2 separate regions of the Homo sapiens genome follow, and region 1 is linked to region 2. Evidence: read pairs that join two places in POLR2A ChIA-PET (ENCODE). Cell type or tissue: PC-9. All regions are shown on one strand. Links, peaks and the distances in the headings refer to the core of each region. The heading gives the core; the rest is flanking DNA. Region 1 has its middle 57 kb from the start of LINC02026. Region 2 has its middle 39 kb from the start of LINC02038.

Evidence for each region. ChIA-PET counts read pairs that join two places held together with the same protein. Peaks named below come from ENCODE experiments on the same cell type or tissue, not always from the same donor. Only the 100,000 strongest peaks of a DNase experiment are listed, where the experiment ranks them.
Region 1: POLR2A ChIA-PET joins it to region 2 with 13 read pairs; 3 of 35 experiments call an interaction of 5 or more read pairs at or near these places.

Annotation. Positions count from the first base shown.
Region 1 is chr3:193,944,642-193,949,039 of GRCh38, forward strand. No RefSeq gene overlaps it. Among named protein-coding and RNA genes, the nearest start is that of LINC02026, 57 kb to the right of the region's middle. RefSeq lists an enhancer at 1-48. In PC-9, for the core only: no CTCF peak of the experiment used is centred there; a DNase peak (open chromatin) is centred at 2,560.
Region 2 is chr3:193,803,298-193,807,695 of GRCh38, forward strand. No RefSeq gene overlaps it. Among named protein-coding and RNA genes, the nearest start is that of LINC02038, 39 kb to the right of the region's middle. In PC-9, for the core only: no CTCF peak of the experiment used is centred there; a DNase peak (open chromatin) is centred at 2,334; H3K27ac peaks cover 997 bases.

The DNA of each region.
Region 1 (4,398 bases), core at 137-4,136, 140 kb after region 2:
GGGCAAGGGATTGCACAGGTGACTCGTCAAGGTGGGGCTCTCAGATTTCACAAGTCGCAAAGGCATCCAGATCGACATTATCCTACGGTCTCGTCTTTCCTAGCCGTGGCATCCTCATGAGGTCTTTGTCATGTAATTCATGCTCACAAGTCACTCAAATCTTCATGCATCTTGACTGATTTGAGGTTTTACTTCTTAATTCAGTCATTCACAGGGTATGGCAAACTTTTTGTTTTCTAACATGGAGGAACTCTCCAAAGGAAATGTTACAGATAATATGCCAAGATAATCGTTTGCAATGAAGTCTGGAAGAAAATTCAGCTAACCCTGTGTTTTAGCTGCAAGAGAGCAATCTGACCAGGGGTTTGGAGAGCTGTCCAAACCAAGCCTCTAAGTGGTATGCTGGTCTTTCTGAGCTTGAGAAAAAAAGAATGAAGAACTTCCAAGTGACTCCACCAGTCCCTCGGTTCTCTTGATGTTGACTTTGGGGAGAACGAGTTCAACACCCTTCCCATATGCGCATCTGTGAACGTGGATTGGATTTTGCTTGAGATCTTAGCACTGAACCCTGAACTAAAGGAGGCACTATGCCTCCATCTGAAGCAATCAGTCCCCAAAGCACAGGACTCTGAGCCAGGCTCTCTCCCTTCATCCTCCCCTCTCCTGCGGGTGGCTTCTCCTGGAACACTGGCTCATATCTCTGGAGCCTGTGGTTTGGGGATTGCCATTAGCCAACTACAACAGAGCCTGGAGAGTTTACTTTGGGTCTAAAATGGGAACTGGACCCACTCTCTGAGTAATGCTCATCACTCAGCAGGTCTCAGCCGGTGGCCTACAACTTTACAATTGACCCCTCTTCCCACCACCGTGGGTTGCTGTGTAGAGCAATCACTTCCCTCCTAAGCCTCATCTCCTGCTGCCTCCTCAAAGTTGCGATGGTTAGAAAACATGGCATCTGTATGCACCCTGCACGTTCTTGCATGCCAGGAAAGCTGAGCCACCATGCAGTCGCATGGCATGTCCGATCCGTCATGCCACTGTGAGGAAACAGGACGAGGACCAGAAAATCAGCACAGCAACATAAGTTCCTGACTGCTGCTGTGAGTGGACCGGAGATGCTGCACCAGTGACCCAGTCACTGCAGCAACTAGAAGCTGGGATTGACTGGATGCCTTGGGACAGCACAGAATCCATTTCAAGTGCTGAAAAGGACCTTAATAATATTCTAACCAACATACGGATGGGAAACGGAGGCCCGGAGAGGGAAGATTCCTACCCGGGTGCCTGCAGGGAGAGAAGGGCAGAGCTGAGACCCAAACCCAGGTGGGGGTACTGAGGCCAGTGCCCCCTTCTAATATGACTGAATCTCAGCTTCACTTTCCAGTGTGTTTTTGCCTTGGCGAGGGTGGAAATGAGTTTCCAAAACTCTGCAAAGAGAGAGGTATGCGGAGGGGCCAGACAAAGCCCGTGAGCATTTACCATAGATCTCTCTAAAATGGATAATCAATCAAGACGTTGTTGTATACTCTTGCCTCCTTGAGGGAGCATCTTGTGTACTTTCTCCTTGTTCCTCAGACCCCTTCACTATAACCAAGGTTGCCTCTGTGGTGAGTTCGTTAACGCTCGGGAGAAAATTCTCACATTAGAGCATTATTTTCAAAATGCACTCTTCAATGTCCAAAATATTTCCATTCCCAATATCTCACAGTCTTTTTTATTTTTTTATTTTTTCTATAATTTCAACTTTTATTTTATATTCAGAGGGTACGTGTGCAGGTTTATTACCTGGGTATATTGCAAGATGGTGAGGTTTGGGGACACAATTAACCCTGTTACCCAGGTACTGAGCATAGTACCCAATAGTTCGTTTTCCAACCCTTGTCCCCCTCTCCCCCTCCAGTAGTCCTCAGTTTCTATTACCGTCTTGATGTCCACGAGTACCCAGTGTTTAGCTCCTACGCCTAAGAAACAATATGCAATATTTGATTATCTGTTCCTGCATTAATTTACTTAGGATAACAGCCTCCAGCTGCATCCATGTTGCTGCAAGGACATGGTTTCACTCTTTTTATGGATGTGTAGTATTCTATGGTGTATATGTACCACATTTTCTTGATCCAATCTACCAGTGGTGGGCACCTAGGTTGATTCCCTGTCTTTGCTATGTGAACAGTGCAGCAATTAACATATGAGTGCATGTTGCATAACCTTTAAAGGCAAAAAGACATGCTCTATTATCCCATTTTTACAAAGAGGAAATGGGTTTTCAAGAGGTAAAGTAACTTGCCAAAAGCCACGCTCCCCACAAGTGGCTCATACAGACCTAAAGCCAAGTCTAGATCGAAGTCCAACACTTTGCAGAATTCTAGCTTCCAGCAGGAAACAACCTGACTTAGACAATACCTCATTATTTACTTCTCCTCTCTGGGGACAATGAAATTAATGTTCCTTTGAAACATGAGAGTTTGGATAGATGACCACATGTACTTGTCACCACCTCCTCTTCTCTCCTACACCTGGTGTACAGGCAAGGCTTTGAAGAATATAGTGAGTCATTGCAGTCCCCCATCCCTCTTTCAAAATTCCCTGCAGCCGATGAGACCGCTGTCCACACTCACAAACTTACCCTCCCCATTGAGAGTCTGGCATCATCGACGTCTCTCTCAGAGCCTGCCTACAGAGGGGCTGGCCATTGTTCTTGGATAGATGGCTAGACCTTTCAGCCTTCTGTTTTAAAGAAACAGGATGTGGCCAGGCGCAGTGGCTCATGCCTGTAATCCCAGCACTTTGGGAGGCTGAGGCGGGCGGATCACCTGAGGTCAGGAATTCGAGACCAGCCTGGCCAACATGGTGAAACCCCATCTCTACTAAAAAATACAAAAATTAGCCGGGTGTGGTGGCAGGCACCTTAACCCCAGCTACTTGGGAGGCAGAGGCAGGAGAATCATTTGAACCTGGGAGGCGGAGGTTGCAGTGAGCCGAGATCAAGCCATTGCACTCAAACCTGGAGGACAAGAGCGAGGAAAAAAAGAACAAGACATGAGAAAACACGTCAGGCAATCTGGGGTTATGCAGAGGCGATAAAGTCTCTTCATCAATTTTGCTACTTGGGAGTTTCTTCTGGAACATATGAGAAAAGAAGTGAATAGCTAAAGGTGGAAAAGATGAGCTAAGCCAGAGTGTTCACTCCCTGGACTAGAGTCTCGCCAGTAAAGTAGATAACAGAAAATATTTCAAAGATGAGACAAGCAGCAAATAAACCACTGAGAGAATAAAAAATGACTTCCTCCCAAATTTCTTCCCCCCTAAAAATACAAAAGATACAAGATATGTGGTTTTTTTTTTTTTTTTTTTTTTTGAGACGGAGTCTGGCTCTGTTGCCAGGCTGGAGGGCAGTGGCGCGATCTCGGCTCACTGAAGCCTCCGCCTCCCAGGTTCAAGCGATTCTCCTGCCTCAGCGTCCTAAGTAGCTGGGACTACAGGCATATGCCACCACACCCAGCTAATTTTTTTGTACTTTTAGTACCTTTGTACTTTTGTACCATGTTGGCCAGGATGGTCTCCATCTCCTGACCTTGTGATCTACCTGCCTCGGCCTTCCAAAGTGCCGAGATTACAGGCATGAGCCACCGCACCCAGCCCTCATGTGTGCTGCTTATATCTGACATAGGAGACATTGAACTCACACTCCGAATCTTGAGATATTAAAAGTTTTAAGAGATAAATGAGTTCCTCTTAGACAATTATACCTTTATGTCTGCCAGACTCAAATGGGATTTTCTGTAGAATCGTATGGTATATGAAAATCTTCTTTTATTGCAGCCGTTGGAGATGTGTGTGAGTATGTGTGTGTGTACATGCATATTATGCATGAAATTTTGTATCTTCGTTCAAGCTGTCACCCATCTCTCATCTGGAAAATGGCAATGGGATTAAAAGTGCCCCTGGCCTTGAGCCAACCTCTGCCAACTGTGTCTAAGATGCACATCTCACCACTTCCTCCCTTTGGCTGACACCTGCCCAGAGCTCCCCATTGTCCACCTGATAGAGTCTACCCTCCATAGACATAAAACCCCCAGTCCTTCTTCAACCCTCCATGCTCATCATTTCCTGCCTCACAGTTTATGTGCCAAGCAACACGGGGCTCTTCCTAGTTTCCTGCCCTGGTGTCTTTTCTCCTCCATAACCTTGCTTATGCTAGCATCTCTTCCAGGACCCAACATGCTTCTCCCACCTGGACCCCTATTCTCCTACAATGCCCTGGGTGTATCTGTAACTAGCACTTAGAATCACCTGTTCTGGTGTCTGTGTCTGCCACTAAACACACAATGTATGAAGAATATCATACATCAAAAACCACCCAAATCTTAAGTATACAACCAGCCAAATGTTTTCAAA
Region 2 (4,398 bases), core at 185-4,184:
GAAGGATGGGTGGATAGACTATCAGTATCTAACGCCATTCAATATTATCTGTCTTGTTTCATAACTGTCTCCATTTAGGTGTTATGACTGGGCTGTGAGGTCTTTGAAAACAGGAACTCATTCTACTTTATCTCTATCTCTATGTCTCTGACACAGCAGAGCAATTGCCCAGTAAATAATTGTTGGACAAAACTATGGATGGCCCAGGTGCTTTCAGAATACTCTGTACACACCTGTCAGCAGTCACTTTATTGCATAACTGTTCTCAATCAACTAAGCCAGAGTTTGGCACAGGGCCTCGTACATAATGTATGCTCAATACATGCTAGCAGAAAGAAAGAAGAAAAGAGGGGGCCGGGTGCGGTGGCTCACACCTGTAATCCTAGCACTTTGGGAGGCCGAGGCAGGTGGATCACAAGGTCAGGAGTTCGAGACCAGCCTGGCCAACATAGTGAAACCCCATCTCTACTAAAAATACAAAAATTAGCCAGGCATGGTGGCGCGCGACTGTAGTCCCAGCTACTTGGGAGGCTGAGGCAGGAGAATTGCTTGAACCTGGGAGGCGGGGGTTGTGGTGAGACGAGATTGCGCCACTGAACTCCAGCCTGGGTAACAAAACAATACTCTGCTAAAAAAAAAAAAAAAAAGAAAAGAAAAGAAAAGAGGGTAGGAAGAAACCTGTCACAGCTCTGATGAAAGCATTAGCTGCAAATTTCAAGTCTGGGGCCCCAAGATCAAAATGTTAGAAAGGGTCTCCTTGCCCGTTAGTTACTTTGAGAAGTCAGAAGAACTACAGTTCCTCAGTGGATGTTACACTTACCAGGTGTGGGATGCTCCCATCACAGGCAAAGGAAGCAGGGCTATAGAAATGGTTTATTCCCCTATAGCCCTGTAGTATAGAACAGATGTCACAGCAGTTGCCCAGAAAAATGGTGACCAAAGCATTTTCATGTACATCTGATTAGCCGTGAAGGCTTAATTGTTTCTTAAATGTTTGTTGGAAAAGAATACTTTCTAGTGAAGAAGAAAGAACAAAAAATGTGCACCACAGACCATGAAATCATTTCTGCTCCGATCGTTGAACATCCAGTGTCTTTTCCTTTAAAGGATTCAAATTAACCTGGGACTTATAGAAGTTTTGTCACTGTTGCATGAAACACTGATTTCATTAGAACTCCCAGAACTTCTCTTCCACTGCACCGCGAGCTTTGTCTGTGACAGCTTATTCACTCTCTCCTCCCATGCCTAGCCACAGGCTTGACCCTAGGTTGCACTTAGCAAGTGGGCTTTGAGTTGAAAAAACGCAGACTTGGAAGCTGCATTGTTCTCGCCTGAGGTGGATAAATATTGAGGTGGTCAATCAACCTTTGTGGCCCACCATCCCCTGCTCCCTGCAGCCCACCTGCACCAATGATGGCTGTGCAGATCCATGGTGGGGCTGCCCAAGTTTCTCCTCAGCTTCATTCACTTTATCCAGAATGAGAAGGAGAGCCAGGGTTAGGTCAGGTTTTGACATATGATAGTTCTGATTCCATGAAGTAAGTAACTAGCTAAACCATTACAGAATATTGGGTATTTGTGGAAAATCTGCCATTTGGTTTCCTTAGACGGTGATATACAATTCTGGAGAGGTGTGAATATCAGGATTGACTTATTTTGGTCTATAACCCTGTACTATGTTCTAGTAATAAAAATGATAAATCCTATATGTAGAAACAAAGGCTAGCAAGTGCCCAAAAGACAGGGTAGAAATGGATGAAAATTGCAGACTTAAATCTGGATTCCTATGTATATCATTTACCCATCAGATCCTAATGAAATGCTAACACAGGACTCCTAAGATAAATATCTCTGATGTTACATTATATAAAATGAGGTTTATAATAAAAATTTTTAAGATTAAGATTGTTGTTTGGTGGGGGGAGGGATAGCATAAGGAGATATACCTAATGTAAATGATGAGTTAATGGGTGCAGCACACCAACATGGCACATGTACACATATGTAACAAACCTGCACGTTGTGCACATGTACCCTAGAACTTAAAGTATAATAATAAAAAAAAAAAAGAAAAAAAAGAAACTGGAGATATTTTCTGGTTTATATGACTTTCTAAAAGGCATTTTTAAAGTATAATCTATATATCCATGATGCATATTACGGCATCCAAATTTACAGGCTTATTTTTAAATGAAAGAAAAAGAAAAATCTATCAGAAAAAGTCAGAGCCGGATGGAGCCTTTATGTGTAGATGGTCCACGCTGTCTGTAAATAAGCAGGTTGGCCTTCAGCAGGGGTTTCCAAACTCTGGTTCTTGGACCGGGGCCAGCTCCCGCTGCCTGCTGCATCACCTTGCAAACTTATTAACCAGGCAGATTGCCAGGCCGCATCCCTGGAGGCTCTGAGTCAGCCAACTCAGTCTGGGAACCATTGGATTTAAGGCGCTTTCCCAGACATGAGATTCAAGAAGCCTGTGACTCCAGGCTTATCCCTGTCCTTCATCACTAAGGATGGTCAGCGTGAGGATAAAAATGGCATTAGGTCCATCTGTACTGGGACTGGGCCTCTGTGTTAGAAAGGACTTTGGGTCCTCAATCGTTGTTGAAACTTTTTAATTCATAAGTGACACTTTTCTGGTTGCCATATACAAACCTACAGCTCTAGCCACACTGATCTCATTCATTCATTTGTTCACTTGTATCACAAACATTTACTGAGTGCCTACTGAGAATGCAGTTGTCAGTTCTGCTTTTAAGTCCAGTGACAACAGCAGGCACGTACACAGATTTATGACCCAATGATTATGGAGAAAGAGCAAAGTATTAGGGTAGCATCTAGAAGGAACTATCATGATCCATCCCCTAGGGATGAACACATTTCCACTTCAAGCTGAAAAACGAAAAAAATTGCTGGGGAGGCAAATAGACAACCCAAAGTATCTGTCAACAAGGCCATCACAATCATTCAGTAAACCATGTTAATTTCTTAGTTCATAACTGGACCATGGTTATACGAGATGCCAACATTAGGAAAGCTGGGTGAAGGGTGTATGGGAACACTCTATATTATCCATTATCCTTGCAAATCATCTATAAGTTTAAATTTTTAAACAAGTTTTAGAAAATTATCATTTAGATAGAGAAGACAAGGGAGAGACCCAAGGTAGTGACTGTGGGGATAGCTGAGCCAGGCATTTTTGAGAGATTTAGGAGGTAGAATGAAGAGAATTGAGGCATTGTTCAAGTGTGGAAGGATGAAGGAGAGGGGTGCTTTGACCAATAGTGGGACATGGGGCATGATTCCCTGGGCTAGAAGAGGCAGGGTCTGGGAGGAAGGATGGTGAGATCAGAGGTAGGTGTGGTGACTTGGATGTGCTTGTGGGAGCTTCATGTGGAGAAGGTTGGAAGAGCATTTAATATCTAGGTCTGGGGCTCAGAAGAGGGGTTGATGCTACATATAAAGATCTGGAAATCAACAAGGAACAAATGAGGAAACCATGACTATGACAGTAATAGAAATAAGTAAGATGCATGGACTTCTTCTGAAGAGGGTTAGAGATTGATAAATAAAAAATGAGTAGCGGTCAGAGCCTTAGAGGAGCTCGACAGAGAAAGAATAAGTGGAAAAAAAGAATCCAAAGAGGCAGAGGGAACACCAGCCAAGTATGATGTTACAAAGGCCAAAGGGAGGAAGGATTTTCAAGACAGAGGCAAGACCAATACACAGAAAGGTCAAGTAAGACAAGAACAGCAATTAGCGGGTTGTTGGCAACTTTGGTGAGTTTAAATTAATCATTATCTTTCAACTAAATGTTTTGGATAGCACAAAAACAATACGGAAAAATCAGTGAATATTTTAAAGTACCTGCTTTGATGAAACACGCCCTGAGCATCAGTCACCCTGGTATTGTGAAGAATCCATGTGTGATCTTGGGTGTCAGGCAGACCTAAGATCAAACAGTGGCTCTGTCACTTGCCAAGTGAGAGACTTTGAGCAAGTTACTTAATTAACCTTTTCAGTTGCACCTGTAAAATGAGGATAGTACTACACACCTTTCTTGTTGAGGATTAAAGATAATGCATGTAAAGCTTCTACCATGGTGTCTGGCTCATAAAGAATGAAAGCCATTATTATGGGCCAGGTACTCCCCTTCTGGTCTCTAAAGTACCTTATACATCCACCTCCTGTGTCACTGATTATGACTTACTGAAACAACTTGGTCTTTATAACTGTCTCCCAACCCCAGCCTTCACCAGACTGCCAGCTTCTTAAGGATGTCTTATTCAACTTAGTTTCCCCATCAGCCAACACAGAGCAGACATCCAGGAGGTGAACTTGCTGTGCAGGATCAGAAGGAAGCACTGGAGGTGGGCCCTGCCTTAGAGATACTCATGGGAA